Regions from separate parts of the Homo sapiens genome. Here regions 1 and 3 are each linked to region 2. A link is a loop called in an ENCODE intact Hi-C map of the cell type or tissue named here. Cell type or tissue: endothelial cell of umbilical vein. All regions are shown on one strand.

The links. Peaks named below come from ENCODE experiments on the same cell type or tissue, not always from the same donor. Only the 100,000 strongest peaks of a DNase experiment are listed, where the experiment ranks them.
Region 1: it touches region 2 in a loop (3-fold over the local background); 2 of 110 quality-filtered maps call a loop at or near these places.
Region 3: it touches region 2 in a loop (5-fold over the local background); 2 of 110 quality-filtered maps call a loop at or near these places.

The regions. Positions count from the first base shown.
Region 1 is chr3:165,832,599-165,840,598 of GRCh38, forward strand. BCHE (butyrylcholinesterase) reads right to left here and starts at 4,825. Exons shown (of 4, transcript NM_000055.4): 1 at 4,716-4,825. RefSeq lists an enhancer at 4,643-4,937. In endothelial cell of umbilical vein, no CTCF peak of the experiment used is centred here; a DNase peak (open chromatin) is centred at 4,703; H3K4me3 peaks cover 280 bases.
Region 2 is chr3:165,639,746-165,647,745 of GRCh38, forward strand. No RefSeq gene overlaps it. Among named protein-coding and RNA genes, the nearest start is that of BCHE, 190 kb to the right of the region's middle. In endothelial cell of umbilical vein, no CTCF peak of the experiment used is centred here; DNase peaks (open chromatin) are centred at 2,366 and 3,496; H3K27ac peaks cover 1,390 bases.
Region 3 is chr3:165,749,860-165,757,859 of GRCh38, forward strand. No RefSeq gene overlaps it. Among named protein-coding and RNA genes, the nearest start is that of BCHE, 84 kb to the right of the region's middle. In endothelial cell of umbilical vein, no CTCF peak of the experiment used is centred here; a DNase peak (open chromatin) is centred at 3,902.

The DNA.
Region 1 (8,000 bases), 190 kb after region 2:
AACTAATGTGTTTATATAACTAAAATAGTCAATTACAAATACTGATTCTCATTCACATAATAATAACAAAGATCCATTAATGTACAAAGCCTTCCCTTTATTTTTTCTCATGCTGTAATTAGGTTGCTGAAATCCAACCTACACAACCAATAAACGAATCCTACAAATACTAAGCATTTGTATTAGTTTTGTCTTTGTTTATTTAATTTAGATTTTCTCAAAGAAAGAGAATAAATAACTATTCTAATGCCTATGTCCCAGACGTAGGGTATCATATTTCAAATCAGCCTAATTCACCAATGGTCATAGGATATCTAGTGACCTACAAGTATTTTTTATCCCAATAAATATCTCAATTTATTAATCCATGGTCTGGAGCATTTGGTTCAGGGCTTGATACTTAATGGATATATCTATTTCTATATCTAATTCTAACAATATTCATATGTATATGCATATATATTTACATATAAAATGACTGCTATAATAATAAGGTTTTAAAAAAATCAAGCCACAAGATTATTATTTTTTCAGTTCTGTTTGGTACAATTAGATGTGTGCTAAGATCAATAAAACATAATTAAAATATATTTTTAGCAGCATTTCTACATTCATGATATTTAGGTACTATTATATATAATTTAGGTACTATTATATAATGTATCCTTGTCATATGCCATTTATTGACAGGGATACATTCTAAGAAATGCATTGTTAGGCGATCTAATCATTGTGCACACATTATAAGTGTACTCACGCAAACTTAGATGCCATAGCCTACCACACCTTTAGGCTATATGGTATAGGCTGTTGCATCTAGGCTACAAATCTGTATAACATGTTCCTGAATACTGTAGGCAATTGTTAGAAAATGGTAACTGTATGTGTATGTAAACAGAGAAAAGGTACAGTGAAAATACTATATTATAATTGTATAAGACCACCATTATTGATTGAAGCATCATTATGTATTGTATGACTGTATCATAAATCACAGTAAATAAATAAGTAAAATATAACAATGACTTAAAGTTTCCTGTTACCTGACACTAATAACATTTCAGACATAATCAAAGTTTTAGAGGCACTCTACTGCTTCAGTTCTTTTTTCTTTCTGATAACCGCTAATCCTTTTCTCTTTAATAAATGCAGGAGAGCATCTGGAGAAAAACAAAGTGCTAGTATGATTTTTTTTATTTTCTGTTTTGAAAACATCCTCTGGGAAGAAAAAGTGAATAAGGTGCAAAGCTGATTGGGCGGTTCGTTCTAAGCTGCAATTTAATAAATTAATTGCATCATCCCTGGTTGTACCCATTCTCCCTCTTGCCTAGCTCAGTCAATGTTCTTCTAAGTCTAATGCAAAAGCCATCTATTTTTTCCTTGATTTTATTTGAATATTAGTTTGTCTTTAGAAACCAAACACCAAATTGAAATAAATTTTGGTCTCTGATAGTTTTCAAACTTGTTCTACAAACAGTTTATATTATTGCAAAGCAAGTACTATAGTTGCTACAAAACTGTATTTGTGTTTTGTGTAATTATGAAATGTGATGTTTCATTGTTTATGTTAAACAGTTGCTATAACATCTAAATGGTTGTAATATCTTCCCATGTCACTTAACTTGATTTAATACAAAATTTATTATATGTTGATATTTATATTTTATGCTGAGTAGGTCTTGTTATATAATAATATGGTATGAATTAAAATCTTTAATTTTTCGATAATGATATCTGAGTTATCAACTTGCAAATAATGTAATTGGTAACAATCAAAGCAATTCTTGTAAGCATGCATTCATTGCAAAAATGACAATATAATGCTAACTCATATGTATTGTTGCAGAGTGTCATATGACATATTATTTAATGTGTACTTTAATATAAAAATATGCAGATGTTCATATACTGTTAGTGTATTGTAGGCTAATGTTTTTATATTTAATTGCAGTACTTTATTTTTTAAATAAGCATCACTTTGCCCTTTTTATAATCTGGTATTATCTATTCTAACATGCTACTCTGTAGTTTTGCCATTAAAAGACTTTAAAAATTTTGATATGTTTATCATGTAATTGAGCAATCGAAAGAGAAATAAATGAAAATAGAATAAAAATATTGAGTCTATATCTCAAAATTTTTATTAATGATTAGGATATTCAACAAAACATTATCGTTTTTCTTTTTTTTAATTTTATTATTATTATACTTTAAGTTTTAGGGTACATGTGCACAACGTGCAGGTTTGATCGTTTTTCTTTTAATAAATTCTGGTGCAATTGGATACTGTCTCACATGATTCTGAGAGAACATAGTAGCATAAACATTATCATAAAAATGGGGCACATTTTCACAAATACAGCTGTGTATCTGAATTTAGATCAATTTGCTTATCAAAATAGTATTTAATATTGGAAATAAAGACAGGAGTTTTTGTTTGGAATTCAGACCATTCTAGTTTTTGAGGAATTGAGTTTTTGAGGAATTTGAGTTTTTGAGGAACTGAGTTTTTGTTTGGAATTAAGAAAATTTACTGGCAATTTTTGAAAATGCTAAACTGTTATAACAATAACTTTCAAATAAAAAAGGTGACAAATCTTTTTTTGTATTTTTAATTCAATTTTGAAAGTACTATTAATATTCCCTAGCTGATTTTAACAAAAAATACTAAATGTTATACTATAAGATGTGAGTGTGATAAAATAATTTGTATAAAGAGCTATTTTTTGGGATACTTGAATATCAACCAGATTTTCAAAATAAGGGACAAGCCAAGAATTTTTAAAAGATGTTCAAGCAAATATTCAAAATATTTTCCCTGTGTATAATTTCCCTATCTTTTAAAAAGTTACAATTAAATAAATATTTATTTCTACTTGGAAATAAACCCTCTTAAAATGGTAGAGAAAGAGCCATCTAGATAATATTAATATGATCTAGAACAAGCTCTCTTAAATGTATTTGAAGAAATTGGAACAACGACGTCTTTATATCAAACTTAAAAAGCTTGTTTTGTTGCAGACTAAGTGAAGTGGGGAATTGAGGAAGTCTGATTATAAATAGACTACATCACTGTCTTTCAGGGATTCTTCAGCTATGCTTTAGGCATGTATACATATAGAAGACACTACATTAGATATAAGAAACTTAAGATGTTTTATCTGTCCTCAATTAGGAAGAACATTTGCAAACTTCATTGTGTGAATAATTTGAACATTTATTAGAGAGATTTCTTGAGTCTTCTCTGAAAATTAAATCTCCTCTTAGGTTGCTATCTATTCAATTACAATTCTCTTAACATCTGGGACCGTCTAATTTTGGTAAGAATGAGCAGATGCTGGCAAGAAACCATCGAAATGAAGATAATATTCAATGTAAATATATATTATACTTATCAAGAAATGACTCGAAGAAGGAACCAAATTTATAGATAAGATGTGACTTGTTTAGCTATTAGTAGCTTATGTTTTATAAAAATGAAATATGGAATACATCCCAAACATATTTTTACAATTAAAAAACTAGGACAATACAAACAAACAACAACAACAAAAAATTAGGAGAACAAAACAGAACTTTGATAACCCAATTAGAAATTTATTTGGCATCCAAAAGACTACTTTATTTTATATCCAGAGAAAATTCTGAAGATTTTTATTCAAATGTTAAAGTCACACTTTAAAAGCTCACGCTTATCCTTAAACAAAGTAACTACTTATATAAGTAAACTGTCATTGTATTTATTGTAACTATGAGATAGTTTATATTAAGGAAGGCATTACACAGACTAGTGACAGGAGCTCCTAATTGAGTTTATTATCATGAAATATATTCATAAAAATGTAGAAGACATACTCATAAAATAAAAATATATAATAAATAGAAATCATAAACAATGAAATCACATTTCAGTTTACTTTTAGTCATTCATAGATTTTATAATCCTTAATATTTAATTCCCTGGTTAAAGTGGAACTGATGTTATCAAAATAATAGTTTTACAAGATTATAGGATGAGCAGAAAGTACATTTGCTTACTATTTCTATAATAGTAAAATAATAGCAAATGTAAAATATTTTGCTACAATTTAAACAAACATATAAAAAGTGAACACAAAGGGCAAAGGGGACACGCTCATAAATCACTGTAAATCAAATTAGAAAACAGGTTTTGTTTTTATTTACATAAAATAAACAGACCTCTCATTTGCCAGTTGTTACTGTTAAAGTTTTAGGTGACAAAATGTTGATTGAGAAAAGTATTTTGTTCAGGAAAAAGTAAGTTAACTACTAACTTTATCCCATTTAAAAAGAAAAAAAAAGGAAGACTAATCAAAGATTACTTTTACAGAGAGATTCAATAAACAATGCATTTAAGGGTAAGCCAGTATGAAATGTTTTTTCTTAGGAAACTCACTAAGAATATATATCACAGTGATTCCACACGTGCTATGGTCCTTTATACAGAGTTGAATAAATTCATTATTTTCTCAGCAGTTAAATAAACAAAGTCTGCGTTCCCTGAATAATAGGAAGATTTGATGCATGTGCCTGCTGGCTCACTTCCTCTGTCCCATTTGCAAGCTTCAGTAACTGTTCCCCACAGAGCACCAAAGGGACACAACAAACACATGAAGAGATCACTCTCATCCCACAGAATGAGCTTTACAGTAACTTGGATCTCTACACGAAGGTGTAAATTCAGAGCAACTTACCCGATTCTCTGCAACAAAGATGGCAAAGTTTGCAAGGAGTGAAAATCATGTAATACTTCGGGGAAATGCAGGATGCAGCTGCTGCTCCAGCCTGTAAATTGGACTGCACTGACATTCAGTGTTACTGAATGTAACAATCAACTGTTACTGACAAAGCTCGCGAGAGTTGGCAGCAGCAACTTGAAATCTGTTCAGAGGCTAATGGTATAAATGCAATAGTGATTCATTTACAGAAGTATTACAGGATTCATGCTTTACAATTGCAGGTAGTCTTCTAAGAATGAAGAAAAAAAGCATAGAAGATTCTTTAACTAAAATAATCTGAAATGTAACAGAAAATGCATGTTTCTTTTAACTCTAAACTTTAAAAAAATTTTCCTTTTTTTAAGAATATACATATTTCCTATGCTTGTCTTAAGATTTAAAGACGTATACATCATTCTAAAGTAGTGCTATTATTGAAATCCATTATAGCTTCAATCTGTGCTAATTATATAGTTAGAGAAGATAGTAATATAGAAAATAAGAAACACAATGCTCTAGATATAAGCTATGCAAATCAAAAACTTAGTTCTATTAACTGAATGGATGTCTCTGATATGTATCTCCTTTCAACCCCCACACTTCAACACTTATTTAAGTCATACAAATTTCAGCATTGGTAATTTCCTATTCAGAAGACCCTGCAGGCAGTCATACATGATGAGAAGCCACAATTTTCTGGTCAAGACAGGAAAAATAAAATGAATAACCTTCACCAAACTCTATAAAAGAGACACATTTGTCAACTTGCAGTGCACATGCTCTGGAGAATATATTTATGTCTTTGGCGCTTATCTTTCTTGAAATGATGTTCAGGAAAATAATTTTTTAAAAAACCTTTGATAAACTCCTTAATCCCTATCTTCTCAATGCAATATATTCTTAATCTTCTGTAAGTGATAGCTTTCACTTTTGAATCTCTTACTTGTGGGCTTTCTATGGACTAAACAGAAGGCATGTATTAATATTTGCAGGTGAGCACTTTTTTGCCTTTTAATAGAGTGTTAAATTTTCAAACAAGCAAATATAATTAGCATTTGTTGTAATTCTACCTTATGCCAGTCATTATAATTGACAATTTATATTAAATATTTTATATTATTTCAGCAAATATGAGAGTTAATATTATTAACCACCTCATCAGATGAGAAAGCTAAGGTTTCTACAAATCAGAAGCTTACTATATTTCTTACCACTAGTAGCTGTTGGAAAACAGAATTTTAATCTGTATTATTCTGTTATTTTATGTCAACTGCTTCCAAGAGAATAACCATTTTGGTCTTTTAAAATTATCTTTTCTGTGAAAATTGCTACTTAGGCAGTGTTAATTCAATGATAAATATCATGATCACAATAATTTATAATGTATTTAGAATATAGTTTATGTAATAACAAGTTAGTTACACAAAAGGTACAGAATACATAATCTATCTGAAAAGGAGAAAAAGGAGGTGGAGCACAGTGGTTCATGACTGTAATCCCAACATTTTAGGAGGCCTAAGTGGGCGGATTGCTTCAGTCTGGGAGTTCAAGACAAGTCTGGACAACATAGCAAAACTCAATTTCTGCAAGAAAATGGGTCAGACATGGTGGTGCAAGCCTACATTCCCAGTTACTTGGGAGGTAGCTGAGGTAAGAGTATCACCTGAGCCTAGGAGGTCGAGGCTGCAAGCCACGATTGTGCCACTGCACTTCATCGTGGGTGACAGAGTGAGATCCTGTCTCAAAAAAAAATTAATCAATAAATCAATAAAAGCAGGAAAAGGCTTTTTAAATGGAAGTATATTGACAAATTTGCAATGGTTTTTATAGTGATGGCATTTCTGTTTAAAATATAGTAAATCTGATGTTCCACATGAGAGTTCATGGGTTCAATATACATGATTTTTAAAAATCCAAATGTCAAAATTCTTCTCTCCAACCCAAGTCCACTGCATTGTTTCCTGTGCTAGCATAAGGTCAGCCTATCAAACGCGGCAATTATTAAGGAATATTTTGTGACGTTAGTGAATTCAGCAAAGCATTTTACATGCTTCCTGCATCTACTCACTGCTAGGTAAAATATGTCACATATATACACATATTTCATTTTCATCTTTAAACAGGAAGCCAAACAATAAAATAATTGGTTTCAAGCAGATCTTTATCTTTAACGCATGTTTAAACTGGCTAACTAGCAACATCAACTGATTACACAAGTTGGCAATTTTTCTTCTTCTCAATGTCTTTACTTCAAAGAACCACCTTCTGTTACTGTCCCTGTAGTTCTTTTCCTCGCATGATTTCACAGCTATGCCACATTAGTTCATTCATTATTTTAGTGCACCTCTAAAGCATTTATTCTTCCTGTCTTGAGAGTTTCTTCCTTGTGGCTCAACTTACAGCAGCTGCTTTGCTTCTGTGGTGTCATCATTTTCTCACACTCATCCAGCGGAAGGATGTAGGTCACACACAGTGAGCTTGTTTCAGGGTTAGTAGGGAAGCACTATTCCATTACATCACAGCATGGATGGTTAATGATCCTGCTGTTAAATGTTGAGTATGCCTTGTAAGCGACACTGATGAAATACCACAAGACACTTGACACGGCATTAACACTGCGCACATTTTGCAACCATATATGCTGAAGCTTGGGCAGGACAATCATTATGGTTTTGGCTCTATGATCACTTTCAGTTAGCCAGTCACAGTGGTTTTTTGCTTTTAAGGTCCCATTGTAACTCAGTTACCACTGTTTTCTAGATAGCAGCATTCAGTAAGATTTGAGATGGTGTGAAAAACATTAATCCTGTATTATACATTAGTTTTCCTTAGGCATACTGATGCCAAAAAAGTGCTCTAAACTTATATTAATTTTATTCATTTTTTTTACAATAGCACTGCATTCTCTGAAATGAATATGGATAACAAAGAAAAGTATATATAAGTATAGATAGATAGATAGATAGATAGATAGATAGATAGATAGATAGATAGATAGATTTTTTTTTTTTTTTCCTGAGATGGAGTCTCACTCTGTCGCCCAGGCTGGAGTGCAGTGGCAGGATCTCGGCTCACTGCAACCTCTGCCTCCTGGGTTCAAGCAATTTTCCTGCCTCAGCCTCCTGAGTAGCTGGGATTACAGGCACCCACCACCAAATCTGGCTAATTTTTGTATTTTTAGTAGACACAGGATTTCACTATGTTGGCCAGGCTGGTCTCGAATTCCTGACCTCAGGTGCTCCACCAACCTCGGCCTCCCAA
Region 2 (8,000 bases):
ATTTTATATAAGAAATGGGTCGCAGGTATCTTGGACTAACAGGTCTACAAATTCTTGATCTCAATCCTCCTTCTCAGTAACTGGCAGCACCATCCATTCAGTTGGTGAAATCAAAACCTTGTAGTTATTCTTAATTTCACTTATACTCTTTTAGTCCATTAGCAAAAAATGTCAGTATTAATTCTATATAGATTACAAATCTGATTTTTTTTTCTTTTTTCAGCACTAGTACACTAAGCTACCTTGAGCTCTCTCCATTTGCATGGAACAGGATCAATGCTTAGTGAATATTTTTTGAACAATTGATTGAAAATTATATATGCATTGATTCATGAAAAGACTCTGTGAGAATATTTCCATTTTATTTTTAATTAAAAAATAATTTTAAACAGGATGCTTATTACTTTCCAAACTTATTCAGGACGAGCTTAACTGTATAATCTTCTCTTGACAACTCTTCTAATTTCTGATTGTAGAAATTTTGCTGATCCCTCAAAATTCTTTTAAGATAGTATCTTCTCTAGGAAACTTTCCTGCATTCTTCCAAGGAAATATTATTTGTTACTCTCTAAATCTCCATGTGTATACTCCAGTTTTATCTCTCTGTGATGCTTGAAACATGTTTTTCCTGACATTTAGTTATTGTTCTGAGTTTTACAAACTCCTTGAGGCCATCTTCTTTCAAATAATAAGACATAGCAAGTTCTACTATTGTCATATTAGAATCCTTCCTTCCCCATGAGTTAATGTAGTTGTAATGTGACTTCTTTTAACAAAATAATTAAAACACACACATGCACTACATGTATAGGAATGTATTATATTTAAATTCCACATATAGCCTTATTGGTAAGTATTTTCATATAAGTGAATGAAAGAAATAATACTTGAATGAAGAGTAAAGCCTGTCTGGTGGGATGAACTACGAACAGTAAAATACAAATATTCATGTTTTAAGAAGTATTTTTAAATGTGCATATATAAGAAATATAGAAAATGAAAGAATTAGCTTCACATACTAATAGTGATAATAATTTATTACCTGTGCATATTATAATTGGTTTGTTTAAAGAATCCGCATTATAATCACATTAACTCACTTCAGGGTGTTTAATGTAACAATATCATTTCCTGCTGTGTCTTATTACTTAAATGGAGTTGCAGTTTGGTTTTCCTGCTGACTATTCAATTGTATTTCCTAGACAAAGACAGATAGTAACTTACCTCAAATTATACTTGTTTATCTAAGGAGAACATTGATCAATACTGTATGATCTGAGGCCAGCTACCTCTTTTTTCCCTAATCACACTGCATTTAAGGAAGGGTAAAGATATCTGGCATTTTCAAATATTGGTTCAATTCAATTTACCACACATTAGGCAGCTCTGATGTGCTGCATTATGCTTGCCATTATGTAAGATTTTAAGTACACAATGTAGTTGGGCAACACACTATTTGCCCAGCACTTTGCACATTACATAAGAGTTCACATTCATTATGATGTCTAATTATCAAGATAATGAATATGATTAGTCATAATAACTAGCTAAGTAAGGAAGAGAGATAGTATTAATCACAATTTATAATTTTAGACATTGTTTTAGAGATCAGCGTTCTAACTGCGGTGTTTCAACAACAAACTGCATTTTGTGCTATAGAATATTGTGCTCCAAAATTACAACTACATTATATTTTATCTCTTGGTCACCTTATCATCTAAACCAAATTGTACATGTGAATGAAGTGCCCAACACCACACCTTAACCTCAAAATTTCTCTAACATAATTTCATACCATACACTAAATCTTCTTATCATTCTAAACAGCAGAATCCCTGAAATTCAGGAGCTCAACCGTGTACATGTACACAATTTCTTTCCTTGCAGGCCTTTTATTCCATTAGCTCTATTCTGGCTGATCTTTGTTCATATCAAGCCCCCAACTCTCTATACTTTATTTATCTTTCAGATCTCTCCTGGCTTCCTTCATTTTCTTATCTTTCAGATCTCTCCGGCTTCCTTCATTTTCTTACAAGATGATGTCATAAAATAACTCAATTTAATCACTCTCTGGCCAAAATATGAATTTCGTTTCTGTATTGCTATGTTTTACCACCACCCTGCAACACCCTTCTCCACAACAGAACCAGATCTGTTCAATGTATAGAGGAGACCTGTGTGTCGATTTCACCCTAAACTTATGATCTGGGTCCTCATTTGGCTTTCACTGTTATTATACACTTTATACATTCCCCTCAGCGTTCACCCCAAACTCACCTTTACTCCCAGGTTTCCTCTTTCCACCCATTCAGGAAATGAGTTGGTGATTTTATTTCAGAAACATAAAGGGATGACAGCACTTGAGCTAATCCTTACTTCCCTGGCCTGATGCCTGTAGTTTTATTTTCATGCCCAATTAGTCTTACTACTCTTTGTTTTTCTTACTTAAGTAAATGGTTTCTGTCCATGTTGTGAAAATAAAATTTTCATCAACACAATTGATTTCATTTTCTTGTGTTTCCTGAAATACTTTTTCTCATATATTACCTCTTCTTACCTACATCTTCAAACTCATCTCCCATATTGACATTTTAAAACTTTATAACAGCATTTACAAATTCCGGAGGACTTTTAGTGTTTTTTTTTTTTAAAAAAAAAACCCTCCTTCAACCTCTGCTTTCTCATATTTTGTCTTTCTTCTGCTTTTATCCCCCCTCTTCTTCCCTTCTTGCCTCTGCTCCTTCTTGGAAGCAGCTAGTTGTCAAATAATTTTTTCTAAGAACGCTTCTATTATTTCTATTCAACTGTCCATTTTGTTGTAGTTGTCATTACTGCCATTCACTAATTATTGTGACTTCTCCCTCCTTCTGCTAATATGGTACTAGCTTGCCTCATTAAACCTAAGTATATTGTGCCCAGCCATAGAAACACATATCAGAGCTGTCAGTGTACCCACCGCCTCACCCCGTGATCCATTTGCTATTTTAGCGTACAAAGGCTCACATGTTTTTCTCTGCCAAAATATAGACTGTGTCTCTTACTGGGCCACCAAAATTTTAAAAGCTGAGCATTTTACATCACCACATAAAAAATCTTAAAAATTAACTGACAAATGATGGGGTAGAATAATGCAGGTTCTGTGCCTTCTGTGCCCTGTGGTCAGGACAACTTTCAGGTTTGACTTCCCCAGTCTCCTGAGTGGCCCTGATGACCTGATGATGGAGCCGGAAGTACTCTTCAGGGAACTCTGCTTGATAGTGCAACCCTACTTGGCTTTCTTTCTTTTTAGTTCCATTTCTCCAATTTCGTACATGTTTTAGCTGCATAACACTTACTACTGATATCACTTTCACATAAACTGTCAGCTGGGGAACCCAAACTAAAACAAAACAAAACAAAAAAATGTGTGGAATTAATATGTGTCATACCAGGCTTAAGGAGCTCAGCTTATGTATGATTCATCACTTACTATTTTCCTCTACCCTGGCAACTGGCAATATTCCAAACAGTGACTGCTCCTTTGGCCAGAGGCCTAGAGTGAGAAAAGTATGAAGCAAAGCCCACAGTTAAGTTATAATGGACACGTGCATGAGGATAAAAATGACGCTTTCCTTTTAAAAGATGCTAAATTATCAGATGGTTTGTTACTACAGCATAATCTAGCCCATCCTTCTACTAATGGACATGAATTTACACTTCATTTGTATCAATTTATATGTTATCAGACCAGGCTAGGTTATGCTGTGGTGATAAATTCCAAAATCTCAATGGCTTGCAATGAGAAAGGTTCATTTTTTGCTTCTGCCAGTCTCCTCACTCCTGGACTCATTCTGGCGAAGGAGCACACCATAAAATGTGCTTGTGGCTCTGGCAGAGGGAGAAAGCGCTAGAGTTACAAGAAAATATTCAGCACATGTAATTTACTCTCATAACTCATTAGCTAAAAGCAGTCATATGACCTCATCTGACCACAGTGGAACCAGGAAGTATAATTCTACATTATATCCTACATTATATTTCCTGGCCCCACTGTGGTCAGATGAGTAGTACAGAATAATCTCAGTCTCTCAAGATTGAGAGGTGAAAATATTCAGAGAATTGTCCTAGTGAGATTGGTATAGTTTTCAACTCATGGATGTCTGGTTTCCATACAAACTACTCCCTAAACCTGTTATCACCAAGGTCACAAAATACAGTGTTTCTTGAGCTTTCCTTTACACTTTAAATTGTTGAATACCATATTCTTTATTAAATTATTTGCTTTTTTTCTATTATTTAATTAAGTATGCTTTAGATTTTATGTAATTGAAAAATCACAGGCTGGTTTAAAAGTTAACATGGGTTGTCTCTGGTTCAGGCAAAAAGATAAAGGTAAATCTGAAAATTCTCCTGCCAACACATTCCTAGAAATGCTAATGCAAACAGAAGTGGATATTATCCAAGTGGATAATTTATTAAGAAGAGGAAAGTAAAAGAATATTTTAGTACATTTTGGATAGGAATATTTCCTTAAACAAGATATAATAAATGTAAACCATAAAGGAGATACTACCATAAGTTTAGCACATTAATATTTAAGACTTTGTATTAATTAAGACACAAAACATAAAAAATAAAAACCAATTGTATACTGGAAAGAAATTTTTTTCACCCATATGTTGGATAAAAGGGTTTGTAACAAGAATAATAGAAAGCTCCAATGATTAAGAAAAAAAACAACAAAGAAATCATAAGGAGCTGATGAGAAAAGAGATGAAGCATTTAAACAAGCCTCAGAGAAAAAACTCTGCCAAAATTTGCATGTAGAAGTGAGTTTAATATCCACAACCTCTTGAGTAATCAGGGAAACACAAATTAAAACCGTATGATTTTATAGCCAACAGAATGAAAAATGTAGTTAAATATAATAAATTGTTTTTAAAAATCATGTGCTAGAGAAACAAAAACTTGTAACTTTGCAGGTGAGTTGATAAATTAGTTTAACATTTTGGAAAGCAATTGTGCAATATCTAATAAATTTGAAGTTGTGTAGACTTTATATCCCAGTAATCTTGGGTCAAGGGAGACTCTCATACATGCACAGAGACGATTTAGAACACTGTCTATTGTAGCACTTTGTGTAATAGAATAAATATGGGGGTAACTATTTCTTAATATTTACTGCATAAACTGGCATATTCATTGAATAAAATATTATATAGCAGGTACATTATATAATGTACCTTATATAAACTTATATATATACATTATCCAGTATATATATAAACTACATTATCCAGTATCAACATCAAATACAACATAGATATAACTTATGCACATAATTTTGAGGGAGGAAAATAAGAAATAAGTTGTAAATACATATGTATAAAGTTATATATATATATATACAACTTTTAAAAATCAAAACAATGAATGTTATTTATGAATTCACTAATCTGAGGTAAAAGCAGGAAAACTTGCCTATAAATATTATTTTCCACTTTCAGGATAGTAATCACCTCTAAGGCTGGAGATGAAGTGCATGAAAAACTGATAGGCAGGCTCCAAAATGGTTCTGAGAATTCTTGCCTTCTAATATTCATTCCCCTATGTAATAACTCCTTTCAAGTTTGGACTGGACCTAATGACTCACTTTTAATGGATTTAATGACAAACCTTATGGGATATCATTTCAGGGATTAGGTTATAAAGAGATGGTGGCTTCCATCTTGAGTTTCCTACCCTGCTCTCTCGCTTGCTCTGAGGAAACCAGCTGGTATGTTGTGAGCTGATCTATGCAGTGGCCTATACGGCAAAGAACTGAAGAGGCCAGAGGCTAATTCCTCAACTAGTGAGGAACTAAAGCTCTTATCCAATAGCCTACAAGGAAATGAATCCTAGTAGCAACCACATGAGTAAGCCTGGAAGCAGATCCTCCCCTAGCCCAGCCATCAGATGAGACCACAGGCCTGGCTGACACCTTGGTTGCAGCCTTGTAAGAGACCTTGAGGTAGCAGTGCCTAGCCAAGGAATGTTTAGATTCCCACTCCACAGAAACAATAAAATAATGAGTGTCTATTGTTTTAGACCACGAAGTTTGGGGGTAAATTTTGAAGCAGCAACAGCTAACTAATACAGGAAGGCTGGAGAAATAACTGAAAATGTCTGGCAGCCTGGTAAAATCAGTGAATTTCCACCAGGGCTCTTGTTCAATTTCTCTGCACTTAGCTTGACTTTACCATACTCTGTGATTGCAACCTCATGCTGGTGGTAAGATAACTATGACAGCCACATGCCTTGCAGTCACTTATATCTAGCCAGTGCTGTCCAGCAGAAGTATAATGGGAGTCACAAATATAATTTAAAATTTTTTAGAAAACATGCATAAAAAAGTAAATAGAACCTGATAAAATTAATTTCAATAATATATTTTATTTAACCCAACATAATCAAAACACTTATTCCCACCCATAATCTACATAATCAAATTATTGAGATATTGTGCATTCCCTTTGTCATGCTAAATATACATATGAAAGTGCATATTTTGAAATATATGTAGATGAAAAAGTGGATTCTATTTCAAAGTTTTTTCAAATATATTTAAAAGTTTTCCAATAATGAAATTGAGTATCAGTTTTTAAATTTAATTATGATTAATAAAATTAAATAAAATTTAAGAAAATTTTATTCTATCAAATTAAATTATTAAATTAAATACAATTTTATTTAGTAGCTTTGCTAGCTACATTTCAAGTACCCAATAGCCACATGTGACCAGTAGCTACCATATTGGACAGTCTGATTCCAGAAAATATTTCTCCTGAAACATAACTTTTTTTTTTCCAGCTATCAGCAATTTCTCTTTGTTGTTTTTTGGCTAATTTGGGCCATATATATATATTTTTTAATTGATCCTTTTAAAGGGGTATAGAATTCTACTTTAGAAAAGTTGCTCTAACCCTTTCTGTATTTTAGATTCACCTAGAGAAATTTTTAAAAATCCTGTGTTTCGCTTTCAAACTCAGGCATTCTAATGAACTTAGTTGCTTCTATGTATCAAATTGTTTTCTTAAGAGCTTCTTGCAGGACAGGGATTAAAAATAGAGTATGTTCTGTGTTTCTACTTACTAACTAAAACATAACCTTTGGAATGGGCCCTGAGAATTGCTTTTTTTCTTTTTTTTTTTCCTAAGTTCCGAGTGATCCTGATGCTAGTCAAGGAAGGGAATGACTGGTTAGAATCAATGCCCACACCTGAGAATTGTGCTTGAGATAGATTCTCCTGAAGACACAGGGCTTCACAGGAAGGAGAGATAATTATTGGATGGAAAACAGAACTGAGAAGAGAAATCACTTGTATGTATATAATTGTACATCAACTGTCTCTGCTATACTGTCTGGGTATTCCTTCTAACTTTTAGGTGTATTTTCAGTCTCTGTCACTGCTTTTACATTGCTGGCCCCTCCTTAAATGGGTTCCCTAGGTTCCTGTTGCCAGCTTCTCACTGTGCATTTTGCTTTATTCCACTCTTTCCTATCTTGAGTTTTCACTACCATCTATAACAGAATAATCCATAATGCTTTGCCTTGTACATTTCAGATCATCAGTTGAAAATAATTCTGATTCATTGCAACTTGACTGCCAGACTTGTTTTTTCACATTAACTTTTTATACTCAACATTAATACAGCAATTTTTATTGCTTCTATAGCAGTTACTGTATGTTGTAGCAGTAAAATGTATGTCCAACAGTATTGCTGTAATTTTTAGCTACTGAAAGAATTATTTTTAAATTCAAACCTATAAAATTTACTCCTGATGACACTATTGCTATTTTAGTGCTATTTTAGTGTGCTTCAATGATAAATATAATATGACCATGCCTGAAACCTATACGAGCTTCAAAAAAAGTGGGTTTTTGTTTATAATGTGCTAGAATATAGGTTTTATTTATTTTTATTTTTTGAGTCATTGGTGAAATTGCTAATATCCAAGAACCACAGCTTTGTCTCATCCGT
Region 3 (8,000 bases), 110 kb after region 2:
AGAAAGACCAAGCCATGATGAGAAGCTTGGAGCTCCCCATTCTCTGGAGAGGGGAGAATGACTAGAAAAGTAGTTAATAATCAATCATGCCTATGTGATGAAGCCTCAAAAAAATCTTTGAAACATGGTGTTCAGAGAGTTTCTAGGTTGACAAAGACATCTGCATGACAGAAGAGTGACTCACCCCAATCACATGGGAACAGAAGCTCCTGTGTTTGGGACCCTTTCATACTGTACCCTATGTATTTCTTCATCTGACTATTCATCTGTAGCCTTTATTATATCCTTCTTTATTAAACTAGTAAACATTTCACTGAGTTCTGGGAGCCATCATGCCAAATCAGTCAAACTCAAGAAGATAGTTTTGAGAACTCCAATTTATAGCTGATAGGTCAAAAGTATAGGTGACAAATATCTCCATGTCAGAACTGAATTATAGGACACATAGCTGGTGTCTGCTGGAGACTCTGCTGTCAGAAGCATTGTGCTGAGTGGTGTGTGATAACAAGAAAAGTACTTTGCTCTTTATCTCTATAACCCCTAGTTATGACTTTACAGGATTCTTTAGCAGAAAAAAAAATTATGCATGTTTACTGAATACTTGTAATTTTTTGGTGCTAATCATATGAACTTCACTTCAATATTTAGAAAATGTCTTTCTTTATGGTTCTTGTTGGGACGCTAAACTCCTTCATGCACTATAGAAGTTAAAAAATTGCTAAATTCTTACAGTTAGAGTTTCCATACTACATATAATGTAGGTGGACCAATAAGGAGAATCCACCAAGGACTGTGCATCACAATGTAGAGTTATGAATAGAAACAGAGTAAACTCATTTTGGTGGTGGGCCATGGTAGCTAGCTGCTTCAGAATGAACTTATTCCAGCTAATGATGGCATCTGTGGCAGTATTCAGTATCTGTTATACTGTGTCTTCCCTGACCAGGTTTAATCATCCTAGTTATTACCATGGTTTTGGCTTCCACTTGTGTCAAAGCCTGACTCTTCTACCTTCCTAGTACCATCTTTTCAATGCCCTTCAATGGAAACATGTAAACTCAAAACATTTTTAGTAAATTTCTTTGCTGCTTAGGCGGAAAAGATTTTGATCCATTTGCATTGGTTTCTTTTGCTTACATATTAGAATTCTAGATATATATTGAGAAAGTGCTCATAAAATGTCATTTATTAATGTTGATTGTATGCCTTTTATTTATAGCCCTCAATCCACCAAACTAGAAAGACATTGAGAAAATAACAAGAAGATGATCTTAAGTCCATATTAAACTAACATCTAGATGCGTTTGTCAGGATTCGTTGAAAGCAGCACTAAAGATTTATGCATTTAACTGGATGTGCAGTTTACCTCAAAAACAACAATGACAAAATCACTGAAAATAAATATTGAACTCTAGTTAATAATATGCATGTTGAAGTATGTGTAAATGATACGGACAGGAGGCAGGGAAATACTGGGTAGAAGAGGGTGGACCCCAGCGAGGGCCACACCCTCAATCCTGGGACCAAGGCCCAAAGTGAGAGCATGAATTCTTGTTTTCCCACTTGAATGCTGTTTTTGGCCTGCCCTTCCCCCATCCTGTACCCATAAAAACTCCAGGCTCCACTGGCAGAGTGGTGGAGTGGCAGAGAAGAAGAGAAGAGAAAAAGCAGCCAGATGTCAGAGAGAAGCAGCTTGACTTCAGGGGGACAGCTTGACGGCAGGAATTTGGGGAAGAGTTTGGTGGGGGATGGCCAAACTGCAGGGGGAGACCACTTTCCCGCTCCATTCCCTTTCCAGCTCTCCATCCCAGTGAGAGCCACTTTTATGAGCAATAAAATCTCCTGCATTCACCATCTTCAATTCATTTGTGCAATCTGATTCTTCCTGAACGCTGAACAAGAGCTCCGAATACAGAGAGCTGTCACACTGAGCTGTTAAACACTTAACCTTCCGCAGACAGCAAAGCTAAGAGAGTGCACTATAACACTCCCTCCAAGGCATCAGGCAACACTAGATGTTACCGCAGGGCCGGCAAGGGGTTCCTTCCTGCCAGTGCCCAAAGGCACTCACCCCAGCTGCTGTACCCTTTCACCTCCGTGCTTGCCCTCCTGTGAGGGGCTGAGAGCTGTGGGCTGAGTAAATGAGCCACCCTGTTCACAAGTCCTATGAAGGGGTCAGGGGAACTCTCTCATTTCAAAAATACATAGACTGACGTCTGTACATTTCTTTGAAATGCATCAAAAATAAAATAAATCGTTCCCTAGAGGCATGTTCAGATACATCAAGATGAAGCTATATCTGATAAAAGTAAATATATTAAATGTTAATTACACAGTTGACAGTGTATATATGAATTTTTGGTGTAAAATTATTTCAACATTTCTATATGAAAATTATTCTAATGAAATGTTAGAAAACCTGAACACCTTTTTAATCAGCACAATTTAACATGAAGAATGCATTCTCAGTGATTATTTCTATGCACTTGAGAATTTAGAAAAATCTATTCTACTAGTTTCATGATAGTATTTTACATTGCTTTAAATTAATTTAACTTCAAATATCTAGTTCAATGTATACCTTGATAATTGTTTTAGTAGGTAATAAATGTGCCTTTCAGTTTTTTTATTTCACTGTGAATAGGTAGGTATTTTAAAATACAGAGGAGCAAAATTCTGAAATATAAATTATCTGTGTACTCACTACACTGAGATATTTAGGATAAATTTTTACAGATTTGTTTTAATAAATGCCCTTTTAAAAGTTGAAGAGACTAAAGCAAATATATGGGAAGCATTTATTATCTTTGTCATTTAATTGATTTGGCCAGAAACTTTGCTTCTTAACATACAAATTTATCATTTTTCATCTGAACTTTATTGTGACAAATATTTGTTTTTATCCTTCATATTTCTCATTGACCTATTCCATGGGTATTTTGTGTTCTATTGATTTTCTCAGCTGGTAGAATATTGCACATGCAGTTTATAATATAGTATTATTGGATTGTACTGTCTCCATAGCCTAGAGATTGAAATGTTTATTAAGTACTATTGGATAAGTACCACTATGAATAGTGCCAGAAAAAAAACATAAAGAGAAAGAAAACTTACTTTAAAACATGTTAAATAGGTCATTTTGTTGGACAGCTGAGATAGGTCACTTCTCTGAGCCCCAGTTTTCTAACTTTAACAGCTTTAAGAGGCTTAAAATAAAATACTTGTAGCACCTCATCTGGCACGTGCTCAGCAAATCTAAGTGGCAGTTGCTGTTGTATATTATTTTTAATTTATACATTGTTAGGATATTGGCAGACAAAAATGTACAAGAAAAGCCTTTAAAATAAGTTTTAACATTTTCTCATAAATATTTTTACATTTATATTTTTATTAAGTGGCTTTTCATTGATAATGTAATATTGGTATTTTCAGCTCAGACAAGTTCTGACTCAAAAAGAATTTTTGTTGAGTCTCGGTTAATAAAAATTTTGTTACTTAATCTAAATTAATAAAACTCACCTAATGTTTTGGATTGTTTGGTAAGACATCATTCTTTTACCTCTTTACTGGGCTAGTGATTCTGGTAATCCAATTGTGTGTAACAAGTCATTAATGAAAGCAAAGGCTATGTTCCTCAAATTATAGAATTTTTTTTTAGTTTCTTTTCAAACTAAAAGTTTTCCTTTTGTCACATAACAGCCATTACTAATCTATTCTGATATTTGTAAAATCCTCACTTTCTATCAGTTTTTTTCAATCACAAAGAACAAATTATATATTAATTTTGCTGTCCTTCTTATCTAATGGAATTTCCCTTCCAATTCACTTTATGTGAGTCATCTGACATGTGGCAAGTACCAGTCTCACAGATGGATCAGTAGTGGCAATCAAACAATTGCTGAGTTTTGCAACACAGGTGCTTGGATTGGCTTTGCTTGCCTGCCAGCAATATACAGATTTTTGGCAGACTCCTATAGTTGTAAAAAGAATCAGAGGGAGAGCACATACTCATTTAGTTGGCACTCATCCTTCTCTGAAATAGGTCCCACAGTTGAGCCAAATCCACTGCTATCATTGCCTCTTAGTTTTTGAATTACTATTAGATTCTTGACCCATATCTGCAAGTTGAGAAAAAACAGTGTGGTTTAATTACAAATATATAAATTTAGAATGGAAATAGTTGTGTTCTTTTATACAATATCTACTACTAGCAAAGTAGTGGGAACTGAGAAAAGTTGAAGATAGTACTTTAACTTCTTCAACCAAAATGAAATGTTTTACAACAAAAATAGAAAGATACTTATAAAAGATTTGCTTTGAGAAAAGTCATATTTTTGCTAGTAGTTTTCAAATCATACCTTTGGTTTTCCAACTATACCTTTGACCTTTCTGCTTGAAGATGTATCTAGGAAGAGTGGTTACTATTCTTATATGTGGTGGAACTGAAAATACTGTTTGTGAGCTATTTTTCAGCATTAGTCCATACAAAAGTTTGCTTGTATGAAACTAGCTGAGCTAGTTTCCGGAAATTTTTATATGAATTAAATACTGACTCACTCTTCATACCTTCTATTAGAATGTATAGATAAAGTGGAAGACTACTCCTAGAGAGAAGCAATTGTGCCTGGTAAGTGTCATGGAAAGCTGCAGAAAGAAACTGATACATGCTTACTATACAGGATGTGTAATATTTCATTAGGAAAGTATGCAGATGTTAGTAATTCAAAGGAAAACAAAATAGCAGTTGGTTTTAGAAGATAAGATTTATGTATCTTTATTGGGATTAACTAGGTAGGTGGTTGGAGAGAGATTCTGGATCAAAATTGAAGATCTAATAATTTATCCTAAGAAGTATGAGTTTTATTTTAATATAAGCAATGCAAATTATAAGCATGTCCAGAACAGAACACTTGAATTACACACTCAGCTCACAGATTTGTTCCACTTCCTGAAATTCCCCATCTCAGCTTCCCTATCTCATCTCACCACAATATCCACCACAATATGCAGTTAATCAAACCAAAAATCTTAGCAATTCCCAAGAACTCATTTCCTTCACACTCCATATTTAATACATTAAAAATTTTGATGATTTCACCTTCAAAGTATATTTTATTTCTCTTATCTGAAACTTAACTACTACTATTCTCTTTCAAGCCACAATTATTTCAGCCCAAGTCATTTCCTATATGGACTATTTCAATAGCCTTTTTATTGGTCTCCCTGTTTCTGCTAGGGCTACCTTTCCCAAGAATCTATTTGTCACATAGAGTCACAGTGATCTTTTTGAATCTATGTCAGATCATGTTATTACCATGCTCATTATCCTTCCAATATCTCTCCACTGAACTTAAAATAACAAGACCTAATGCTCTTATAAGACCCTACATGATTCAACTTCATCTCCTATGGATTTTCTATTTTTTCTAAATTCCAATTTTTTCTTAAAACACAATAAGCTTATTTTTGTCTTGGTGTTTTTGCACTAGCCTAGAAGGCTCTTCCTCAGATTTTTGCATGACAGTCTCATTATTGGCATCTTCATCTCAGATTTAAGTGTTATTGACTCCTGACCACTCAACCTAAGGATGTCCTCTAGGCATATGCTATCACAGTGCCTTTCTAAGTAAGCTCTTTCTGAGTGCTGCAGTCGGAAATGGAAATAAGAAATGTGGGCCAGAATGTAAAACAAGACACCACTTTCTTTACTGAGAAAGACTTACTGTATAAAAAAAAGGCAAATATAATATCTTTTGTGTAACAGTCATACTTCCTTTATTCAAAAAATACAGAAGCCTCTATGGTGAAAATTCTACAGAGAGATACATCTATCTTGATCAGAAAACAGATCTGAGAATCTGATAAAGAACCTGACTGGGCATGTTATTCTGGTTTTTTTGCTCTTTGTTATTACTTCCCCTTATATGTTAATGGAAAAAAGAAAGGAATCCATGCGAGTAGCATGAAGGTTAAAGGAATTCTGTCTGGGTGTGGTTATGACACCAAAATTTTGGTGCCTCTTATTGAAGTGGGGAAATGACATGGGCTTTAGGCAGGTCCTCATGCTTATTTTGTTTACATTCCAACAACCTAGGGTATATATAGATTCAGATATTGATGGAAGAAAACCATAGTTATCATGTTAACATTCCATTATGTAAATTGAAGACTATAAATTGTATTTGTATTTAAGGGTCTTATTGATTATTTTTCTTTCTTGTGAAAGAACCAATGCCTTGGTTGAGATCCCAGAGTTCTGTACCACAGAGCATGGAAGAGGCGTATTTCCCTGGAAATGTTACCAATTATTGGGGAACTTTAGTGAAACCCTTGCCAAATGTATAATTTTAAGTACCTCTGTCTTCGTGGGTCCTTCAGGATTAGTTAGCAGTAAAGTGCTATTCCAAGTATTTGAAGGCATTAAACATGTTGGAAGGAAATATTTAGCATTATCTATTAAAATGCTGAAAAACACCTGCCAAAAGGAACAGTATGGATATTCAGTTGTTATTGTAATTTTTCCCCTGAGAAAAATTAAACAGGTTTGGCAGCCATTTTAAAGTTAAAATTCATTATTTGTTTTGAATAGGTAATATATACACATGCTACAAAGTATAAAAGGCACGAGAACATGAGAAATCATTCTCAGTCTTATATCTGTATCACGGCCATCCTGTTCGCTACCCACAGGTATTTGTCGTTATGTTATACTTTTTAAATGTGTGCCTCTAGAGATAATCTATTCATTTTCAAGCATATATGTCATGCATATTGTTTTTTTAAATAGAAATCGTAATACATATATAATACTATGTACATTGATTTGTTCTAACTTAAGAAAAATCATGAAGTTTTTTTTCATATTAGCACATAAAGAGTTACCTCATCTAACTGCTGTATGATACTTCATTTTATGAGTAAATCAAATTAACTTGAATTCCTTTTTTTACTGGTAGACACTTAGGTTGTTTTCTAATCTTTTTCTAATAAAGTAGAGTTTTTTAAAGCTTAGTAGAGTTTCTAAAATATATGTACTACTCTAACACTTTTTTCCCGTTGAGAAATAGTGCTCTTTTTTAACTTACAAACAAAAGTTTCATTTAATACACTTTTTTCTTTAATTACATCTTTATTTTATTTTTTTTTTGTCCTGCAATTTCGGTTTTCAGATTTTAGTGTGCGGATTTTATTGGATTTTCTTTAAAAATCTTTCTTACATGTTTTATCTGTTTTTTAAAAAAACTTTTTTCCTTTTATTTTATTTAGTTTACTTTTCAGTCCTGTTGTATTTTCATTCTATTTTTATTCATGATTGTTCTAACTTGTGTTGCCCCTAATGTTGACTTCACAACTGAGAGATTATTTTTTTTCTTCTGCGTCTTTCCTGTGTTCTGCTAACTCATGCATTGTCACTGGAATCTACTACCTCTTTCCTGAATTCTTATTTCTGGGCTTTGAATTGCTGATTTATGTCACTTCTTGTTGCATTATTATTTTCTTATTGAATAACAACATATTTGGTCACAATTTATATCTGCTCCTTTAGACCATTCTTCTTTTTCTACTGTGTGTTTTTTTGTGTTCATCATTTATTTTCCTTTTTCACCCCAGTATTTTCCTGTACATCTTTTGCCAGTTTCCAAATTTGTGTTGAGTTCTATGACCAACATTTTACAGAAACATTGTGTGAGACAGAAAATTTTAGGGTATTATTAAATTAAGGCATCATTTCCTAACTTTACTATTGAAATAAATTATTATATTCACAATACACTTTTATATTTAGGTATACATCTTAAAATCTCTTAGCTTAGTGGGCCCGCTTGTTCAACTTGACCTTCATCAACCAATGCTATCTTAAGATAATAAAAAGAAGAGGCATTGAATACATTAGAGAAAAAAGAATTGATTTATTCCAACTCAGGGTTAGAACTATGCCTCTTAACTCTTAATTAAAAAATACTTCAATGAATAATAAAGACAATCCTTAAATGCTACTG